3 separate regions of the Homo sapiens genome follow, and all the other regions are linked to region 2. A link is a contact called in ENCODE Hi-C or POLR2A ChIA-PET data. All regions are on one chromosome and are shown on one strand. Each heading gives the region's core, a stretch centred on a gene start or an enhancer-like site at or near the end of the contact. The rest is flanking DNA. Distances are from core to core; before and after follow the strand shown.

Region 1 (2,740 bases), core at 81-2,580, 45 kb after region 2:
TGGGAGGCTGAGGCGGGTTGGTGGATCGAGTGAGGTCAGCAGTTCAAGACCAGCCTGGCCAACATGGTGAAATCCCATCTCTACTAAAAATACAAAAATTAGCCAGGCGTGGTGGCAGGCACCTGTAATCCCAGCTACTCAGGAGGCTGAGGCAGGAGAATCACTTGAACCTGGAAGGTGGAGGCTGCAGTGAGCGGAGATCGCGCCATTGCATTCCAGCCTGGGTGATAGAGCAAGACTCTGTCTCAAAAGGAAAAAAACAAAACAAAACAAAACAAAACAGCAAGGGAGACGCCAAAGTGGCTAGGTGGAGCAGTGGCAGGAGTAGAGACACTTTTACCCAACATAAGGACTAGGAAGAGATGAGGCTGCCCCCTGGGATTGCAAAGCACAAGACAAATATCAGAGATGGAAAATGTCCCCATAAGAAGTGGAAAACAGGCCGGGCACAGTCCATCACGCCTGTAATCCAAGCACTTTGGGAGGCTGAAGTGGGTGGATCACCTGAGGTCGGGAGTTCAAGACTAGCCTGGCCAACATGGAGAAATCCCGTCTCTACTAAAAATACAAAATTGGCCAGGTGCAGTGACGCATGTCTGTAATCCCAGCTACTCGGGAGGCTGAGGCAGGAGAATGGCTTGAACCCGGGAGGCGGAGGATGCGGTAAGCCGAGATCATGTCATTGCACTCCAGCCTGGGCAACAAGAGTGAAAATGTGTCTCAAAAAAAAAGAAGTTGAAAACAGAGCTGTGATCCACTTCTCGGTGAGTGGTATAACCGCAGGTATACTGGATAAAACCAGAAAGTATGCTTGGCTCAAATTACTACAGCTTAGGAGTGTCAAGCATTGAGGGGAACTAAATCACCACAAGATTTATGAGTGTGCAGGGGAGGGAGGAGGGTTCAGGTTGGGGGACATTGTTCTCACCATAAGCAGCAGTGAAGGAAACCAAGTCTTTGGAACCAGTCATATTCCTCCAAGGTTGTACAAACTCAGCCTTGATATGACCTTTTCTGGGGTCTCAGGAAGAAAGAAAAAAAAAAAAAGTGCCTTCATGGTAAAGAGGTATCAGACCAATTAATAAGGCAGATTTGAAAGCTTCTGAAATGCACCTGAGCAAGAAGTCAGGTGTTGAGTTCACCTGCTCTACAGACAAGAAAAATGCTTTTTCGGTTCCTATTTAGATAAAGCTGGACATAAATCATTCTTTGAAAAGCTGTCTTGGGTGCCTTTCTTGGTGGGGGCTTAAGCCCTTTCCAAACATTGCCTCATTAATCCTGGCAGACACGAAGAGAAAAAGGCTTGACAGACATCACTTTTGATGTCACTGAACAGATGTCACTGAGTAACTGGCCTCCAACTTTAAGACACACGCAAGTTCCTGCTGGATGTGGTACAAGATCCTCCCTGCTCACTGGCTGTTAGCTACCCTGCCCTGTGGCCTGGAGGAGGGAGGGTGTGTGTGTGTGTGTGTGTGTGTGTGTATACACATACGTGTAAGTACTTTTAGTCTTAATTATACTATGAACAGAAAATGGGGCAACAGCCACTAGTGTTACTAGCTGGGTGGCTGGGATATATTTTACCAGGAAATCTATATTCTCTTCTGAAACGGCCAGATTTTTGCAAGCATTTTCCCCATCTCAGGGTGGGTGGGCTGTTGTCCTTGGTAAATGCTTTTTGTTTATTTCCAGCCCTTCCAACATGTTGGCGAATTATTGCAATATGAACTTCTAATCCGAAAAGGGGGGTGAGGAAGGGCACTGAGAAGAAGAGAAAGTTATAACAAACTCAAGCGACTGACACCCCAGTTTTACTTGTCCCTTTGGACTTGTTTAGGAGTTGGGTCCTGTTTGGTGTTTCAAAGGAGGGAAAAGATATAAAAGTACAAGGTGCCTTAGAAATGGAAATCTTCTGATGTGGCCTCTTCTTTTCTTTTTAATAAAGAAGGTTAAAGAAAAAAACGAAGAGAGAGAAGACAGGGAGAAGACAGAGAGACAGTGACAGCCAGAGAAACAGAAAGAGAAAAAGTTGGGGGTGGGGGGGGGGGCGCAAGAGGGAGAAGAGGAAAGACAGGAAAAGAAAAGGAAAAGAAAAAGAGGAAAGAAAGAAGAAAAGAAACAAAAAGAAGAGAGAGAAAGGAAAGAAAGAGAAAGAGAGAAAGAGAGAAAGCGAGAAAGCGAGGAAGAGAGGAGAGGGCGAGTGCCCCGAGGGAGTCGGGCAAAAGCGAAATCCCGGCTTCCTACCCGGGACAGCGGGAGAGCCGAGTTTTCCGCAGCGGCCGCGGGCTCGGAGCTTTTAAGGGTTTCTAATCCTGGAAGGCTGTCTGACATCACCCCGTTTCTTGTCGGCTGATGTTTCGTACAAGCCTCTCATTTCCTCAGTGTTTTCAGAGCCACCAATTACTGCAACAGTCTCGTGTTTATGTTTGCGCGCGCTCTCCTGCCTCGCTGGCCCTCCGCCTGGGAGGCTGCGCTTCCCTCCGACGCGCGGAGCCCAGAGGGGGTGGGTCGGGGGAGCGGGGAGGGGGGAATCTGGATCAGGCATTGAAGAAAAAGGGAGGGGTCCCCCTTAATTTTTTTTCATTGACTTCAGCACCATGTGATCAGGAAGTCTGGCCTCCCTCCATTTCCCCTCCCGACTAAAGGGAAACATTGTGTAGCAGCCGCCTGGGCCACCGGTGGGATGGCCTTCGCTGCCTGACGTAGGGAGATAAAAATAACCGGCATATTTAAGGCA
Region 2 (2,802 bases), core at 209-2,708:
AGAGTAGCTGAGATTACAGGCGCCCACCACCACACCCAGCTAATTTTGTATTTTTAGTAGAGACGGGGTTTTACCATATTGGCCAGGATGGTCTCGAACTCCTGACCTCGTGATCCGCCCACCTTGGCCTCCCAAAGTGCTGGGGTTACAGACGTGAGCCACCGCACCTGGCCTCAATATCTTAACATGTGCAGGCTAGGGAGAGTTTAACAAAATTTGTTTATTTGTAATTATTCGTAAGATTGATTTTTCTTTGTGACGGTATCTTATGTTCATGAGTTTGCTTAGAAAACACTTTCACTCTCATTATTTTATATAATCCTCACACCAAGCCATGCAGCTAGATAGTATTGTTATCGTTATTATTCCTTCTTAAGAGCTGAAGAAACTGAAGCTCTGAGGGACATGCGATCGACAGCAGGACTGTGATGCCAGAATCCCCAGTCCCCAAGGGCAGGACCCTGTCTTCCATCCCTCTTAGTGTCGGGTCTGTTGCTCCAAGCAGAAGGCTGTACATGCTTCCTAACTGAAGTATCTTGTTTGTTCCTGTGTGTATTCATTCCACACATACATGTTGGGCACAAATAAACGTTGTCGTGGATAACGACAAATTCGTATGTGAACTTAACTCTGCTTAAAACCTAGTGGGGAAAGGTGTGAGGGGAAGGAAAGGCAGGAGCCCCACAACCCTTTAGGATCAGCACTCCTGTAAGAAGAAGCATAAGCAGATCACAGTAGCTGAAGAAATTGGATGAGTCACCGTTGTCTAAACCAGTGGTTCTCAAACTTCTCTCTGAAGTAGGATTAGGCCTGGGCCTTGTTGTTTTTCCAGAGTTCCCTAGGTGATTCTGATAGTGACCAAAGTTTAAGTGACCACTGTTCTAAGTGAACTTTCCTCAGGGATGAGATTCCATAGGTGGTGACTCTGAATTTTTGTCTGCTTCTTCTCTGGCACCAGTATGGGGAGCGGGGCTTCCAATAGAGGTCAGTGGTTGACCTCTGCACATCGAGGCATTACTCCCATGTGAATCCACAGGACTCAGTCAGGGTTGCCAGGCTCTAGCTTAGGACTTGAGGAGGGGGACAGCGACCTGGGGGAAAGCTGGCTGGGGTGCTCTGTCCCTCCAGGGAAGGATATTGTCCCAGCAGCACTGTCAGGACGCCTTGCCAACACACACTTTTGCTCTTTAAATAGGGCTTTGTTCAATGAACATTGACTAAGCTGCTCTGGTGCTGGGGCAGAACCAGAGATGAATCAGGCAAATGTACCTTCAAGGACCTCCCTGGTTAGTGGGAGAGACACACACCTCTAATATAACTATCAGAAGTGCTGTAAAAAAGACAGGAGCCCTGGGAGGGAACACTTCAGTCAGCCTGGCCAGGGAAAGCTTCCTAGAGGAAGTGACATTTGAAATGTCAGAGTCCACAAAGCAGGGAAGGGGAAGCAAGTTCTCAGCAGAGAAAGCAGCTGGTGGCAAGGCCAGAGGGTGCCTGGGAAGAGTGTAGCTAGGAGGCTGGTGTAACAATGAGGCAGGATGTTGGGGACAGAGAAGAGGAAGGGGTGGCCAGATGAGAGGGTCCTGGAGCCCCAAGCAAGAGAGTTGTCTTAATTCTCCACAATGGGGAGCCTTCCCTTTCTCCTTACCCTTTGTTTTCTTCTCTGCCTTACTCTCCCCTTTAGGAGGTAAACAAAGGAGGAAGGGAAGGGGATGCAGAGGGAGAAGGGAGAGAGGAAGAGAGCCATTCCGCTTCCATTTTGGTTGGCTCCACCTTGAAATGCTATTGCTGTGTTTTATATGGAATTAGTAAGTTAATGACTTCTGACTCCATGAGAGACATCAGTGCTGGAGCTTCAACCCAGGAGGGCTGGGCTTAGCTCTGGGCACAGTTTAGGTAGGTCCAGTACAGCCTAGACTAGCGGTTTCCAACCTCTTGATCTCAAGGGCCATCCCTCACCTCCCGTGACGTTACTTAGGCTTTCAGTGCCTGTTGATTATGAATATACAAAAGGAAAAAAGCCAGCTGTTAATTCAGGTGCACTCTAGAGTAAACTTGCATTCGTTCTAGACAGTAGGATCCATACACATCTAAAAATCTGTTAGTGTGCAATAACTTTCATCAAAGGCCAATAGCACACATTGACAAACATTTGTAACATATGTGATAGAGCAAGGACTAATGCCTTTTATATAAAGAGTTCTTACAAATTACAAAGAAAAAACTCAACAACTCAAAAGGAAAAAAAAGGAATGGGCAAATGACATTAGCAATGGTGTTCACAGAAAAAGAAATAGAAATGTTTTAACTTCCCTCATAATGAAATATACACATATATATGGAATATATTATATATAAATATATATATAAGAAATATCTTTTTAAAAAAAAAATCTGGTAGAGTAGCAAAGACTAAAATGAAAAGGTGTCAACGGGAGCCACTTTCATCCACCCCTGGGAAAGTGTTAATAAGAACAAATTATTTGGAGGGCAATTTGACCACATCTATCAACATTAAAATATACTGTATTACTTGACACAGAAATTCCACTTCTAAACATTTATTCCTCATATAAAATCACACATGTTCTCAAAGGACATCCAATAAGCTGGATTCAATAAGGGGCGATCATAATGCTGCTTTATTTTTGCTCACCCTGTGAACTTATTCACTGGGTCCCTTATTTCCAAAGAGCAGTCTCTGTAATTTAAAAGCACACATTCCAGCATGTTTGCCAGAACTCTGAACAAATCTCATTTGAAAATTTCTCCCTTCTTCAGCCCAGGTCTGCTTCAAACTTAAAT
Region 3 (2,782 bases), core at 55-2,554, 63 kb after region 2:
CAGGTCCCAAATTTGTATATGGTTCAAGTTCAGCTGTGTGATTCAGCACCAGCAGCCTAAAAAGCTATCCATGTATGTACTCGTCCAGTATGTACACACAGAATGCCTTCTCCAGCCAGGGCACTGTGCTAAGCCCCACAGGCTGGAAGGACAGAGAAGGCCCGGTCCCTGAGAAGCAGGGGCCAACATCTGAATGAGGAATTAACGTGTTCACACAAAGCAGTTCACACAATGCACTTTATTCATTCATTCAGCAAATATTTATTGAACACCTACTATGTGCCAGGAAAAGGGCTAAGCTTATAGGAAACAGGGAGGAAATAGGTGAGGAAGAAAATTAGAAATTTAATCCAGGGCTGCCAATTGAACAAGAAAACAGCTGTCCTCACCCTCTCGGTCCCAAAGAGGCCAAGCATCCCCCAAAACTCCCTCACTTTGAAGTCCAAATTTTCCTAACAATGAAAAGAGTCACAGAGCTTAACAAATGGACTTGACTTGCTTACTTGTTGGTCACAAGAAAGCAGAGGTCACTAGCAATGGGAAAATACCGGCAGTTTCCTTTGTTGTAGGCGAAGGTTGGAATCTAGAATGTAAGGCCCTCCACTTCCTAAGCGTTAGTCAATGAGCTCAGCTTTACAGTGGTATCGTGATGGCCATCAGACACACCTGAGATGGAATCCTGGTTCAGCCACCACCCAGACAACACAGCTGTGTGACCTGGGGGGATTTAATATTTCTGTAAAAGGGAAAGAATATGCCACCATCCACATTTGGTACTAGGAGGAAAAACTGCTCTCTATCTATGGGGAATAAAGGAGAAGGAGCAGAAAGGTAGAGTGGGGGAAAGAGCTTAGAGAGGCCCCCCACCCAGCATGAATCCAGTGAGTCTGCCATCCTCCTGGTCTACGAGGGCCTTGTCTATTCGTCTTTCTCTCTGTCTTTTTTTTTTTTAGTTGTAATAAAACATACATATTATGTAAGTGCTTTCCCCTTTCAGGGCCTCGGTCTCCCCATTTAAAAAGCAAACGGGTTGGCTAGGTGAAATCTGCTGCTGTGCCTCTATTCAGGAGAAGCCGGCTGTAACATTCAACTAGAGGATTTCCTGGACTTCTCTCGAGTGTGACTTAGCAGCCTAGTTTTGTATTTGCAGGGCATTTAACAATCAATCATCTCAGAACAATATCCAAGTAAGCATTTTATCAGGGAAGTTAAAGGAGAGGCGGACAGAGCACACGGAACACCACCAGCACAGACCGGGGCTGGAGCGCAGCCGGCCAGCACGTTCAGAGCCCTGAATTCCAGCCTTGCCTGCCCTGGAGCAGCCAATCACATGGGCCTGGCTGTATCCAGAAGTCTCATTAAGTCTGTTTTATGGCTGTTTTTTTGACAAGTGAGGCCTTTAAAACAGGTTTCCTCATTGTACAGAGAGTGAAGTTCAGTCCAAACATTGTCTGCAGAAGAAACTGGGTGGACCCAAAAGCCAGGGGGACCCTAATAAACTCTACTCACACTCTGGAGCCAAAGAAAGGGATGCTTCTTCAGACACCCTGTAAGTGGCTTTGCTAAGAATAATAATGCAAAACAAAGAATAGAAGCCCCAATCTCCCAACACCTCCTAGCTGTCTATACCTTCTATATCTTTAACCTCACAAATCTAGTACAATATTATTGTCCTGGTTTTCCGAAAGAAAAACTGTATTTCCCTTCAAATCCCTACAGCTAGACAGGACTAAACCAGTATTCAAATTCTAGTTCATCTGATGTCAAAACAGTTCTGTCTATTCCACCAGCTGCCTGCCACAGATGGTGATCGCTTGGAGTGGATTCCTTAACAGCCCAGCTTTTTAGGAAGAGTCTTTGAGAGTCTAAATTACCACATTTCTCCTTGGTCCCCCAGAGGAAGACCAGTCTCATCTTGGAATTGTGTGTGGTTTGGGAAGCTGAGTTGGAGTCAGATTCTCCATCCAGGAGGACAGAGCAGCTGCAGGCCCTACTGGAAGGGAACTCACGTCGTAGCAATCACGCACCCGATTTGAAAGCCTTGCTGGTGAAGTTTCTCAGGGCCAGGTCTGGTGAGATGGGCCTCCTTGGCCATCCCGGAACCCTAGGAGAGTCACAACCACCCACTTGTTAAGAGAAGATCAAGGGGGAAAGTCAGACCCTGAGGGCAGAAGGGAGACCAGGCCAATCAAGGAAAATCTACCTCCCACAGCCTCCTGGAGAGAGATTTCTCAAGCTCTCCTGACTGAGTCAATGTCTGTTTTAGAAGGCAAAAGTCAAGCTTCTTGGCTCAGGACACACAAGCCCCTTTTAGGACTGGCCTGTCCTCGCTGGGACAGGCATCTCCCACCTACTCCTCCCCACCTGCCCACAGCCAGTGCTTGGCCACAGGGAAAGGTGAGCATCGTCTACCCGCTCAGGCTCACCTGTGGCCATACTGTAGCTGTTCTTTCCAGGCCAGTCCCTCCAGGCCAGTCCAACTGTCACCTCCTTGGCAAGGCCTAAGTCCCCTGGTTCCTCTGTCTGCCCAGCGCTGTGTTCTTAGGCAAACCACTTAGCCATTTGGTGGCTCAGTTCCCATTTTTGTAACTTAGAGATGATAATAGTACCTTTCTCCTAGGTTTGATGTGAAGATTCTATGAGATGAAATAAGTTAGCACTTAAGCAGGACCTGGCCAGACTCAGTGATTCATACATTTAACCATCATCATCATTCTATCTGGCCTGGATTCCAAGGATCCAGGAGGGAATTTGCTAGCAGGAGCTCCACCTGAACGGCTCA

What was found. A loop is a pair of places that touch in the nucleus more often than their neighbours do. ChIA-PET counts read pairs that join two places held with the same protein, here RNA polymerase II (POLR2A). Pooled maps may share reads with other maps.
Region 1: a loop to region 2 is called in a pooled map of gastrocnemius medialis, with 2.4 times the contacts of the local background. The contact joins two enhancer-like sites. A Hi-C loop is called at or near these places in 2 of 168 maps with a recorded cell type or tissue (CD14-positive monocyte and heart left ventricle) and 3 of 50 pooled maps. POLR2A ChIA-PET finds 5 or more read pairs at or near these places in 4 of 52 experiments (GM10248, H1, IMR-90 and 1 more).
Region 3: a loop to region 2 is called in a map of left lung, with 6 times the contacts of the local background. The contact joins two enhancer-like sites. A Hi-C loop is called at or near these places in 4 of 168 maps with a recorded cell type or tissue (CD14-positive monocyte, heart left ventricle, heart right ventricle and 1 more) and 2 of 50 pooled maps. POLR2A ChIA-PET finds 5 or more read pairs at or near these places in 2 of 52 experiments (H1 and activated naive CD4-positive, alpha-beta T cell).

Annotation. Positions count from the first base shown.
Region 1 is chr9:107,637,746-107,640,485 of GRCh38, reverse strand. All of the region lies in intron 8 of LOC105376205 (a long non-coding RNA gene), which reads right to left. Among named protein-coding and RNA genes, the nearest start is that of KLF4, 150 kb to the right of the region's middle. RefSeq lists an enhancer at 2,376-2,740. Within about 2 kb of position 1,330, at least 28 of the 41 ENCODE cell types and tissues checked have a DNase peak (open chromatin) inside an H3K27ac peak, as active enhancers do; they include CD14-positive monocyte, where a contact is called at or near this core.
Region 2 is chr9:107,682,392-107,685,193 of GRCh38, reverse strand. No RefSeq gene overlaps it. Among named protein-coding and RNA genes, the nearest start is that of KLF4, 190 kb to the right of the region's middle. Within about 2 kb of position 1,458, at least 7 of the 41 ENCODE cell types and tissues checked have a DNase peak (open chromatin) inside an H3K27ac peak, as active enhancers do; they include CD14-positive monocyte, where a contact is called at or near this core.
Region 3 is chr9:107,619,498-107,622,279 of GRCh38, reverse strand. LOC105376205 (a long non-coding RNA gene) reads right to left here. Exons shown (of 9, transcript XR_930217.2): 6 at 2,427-2,636; 7 at 2,028-2,104. Among named protein-coding and RNA genes, the nearest start is that of KLF4, 130 kb to the right of the region's middle. Within about 2 kb of position 1,304, at least 6 of the 41 ENCODE cell types and tissues checked have a DNase peak (open chromatin) inside an H3K27ac peak, as active enhancers do.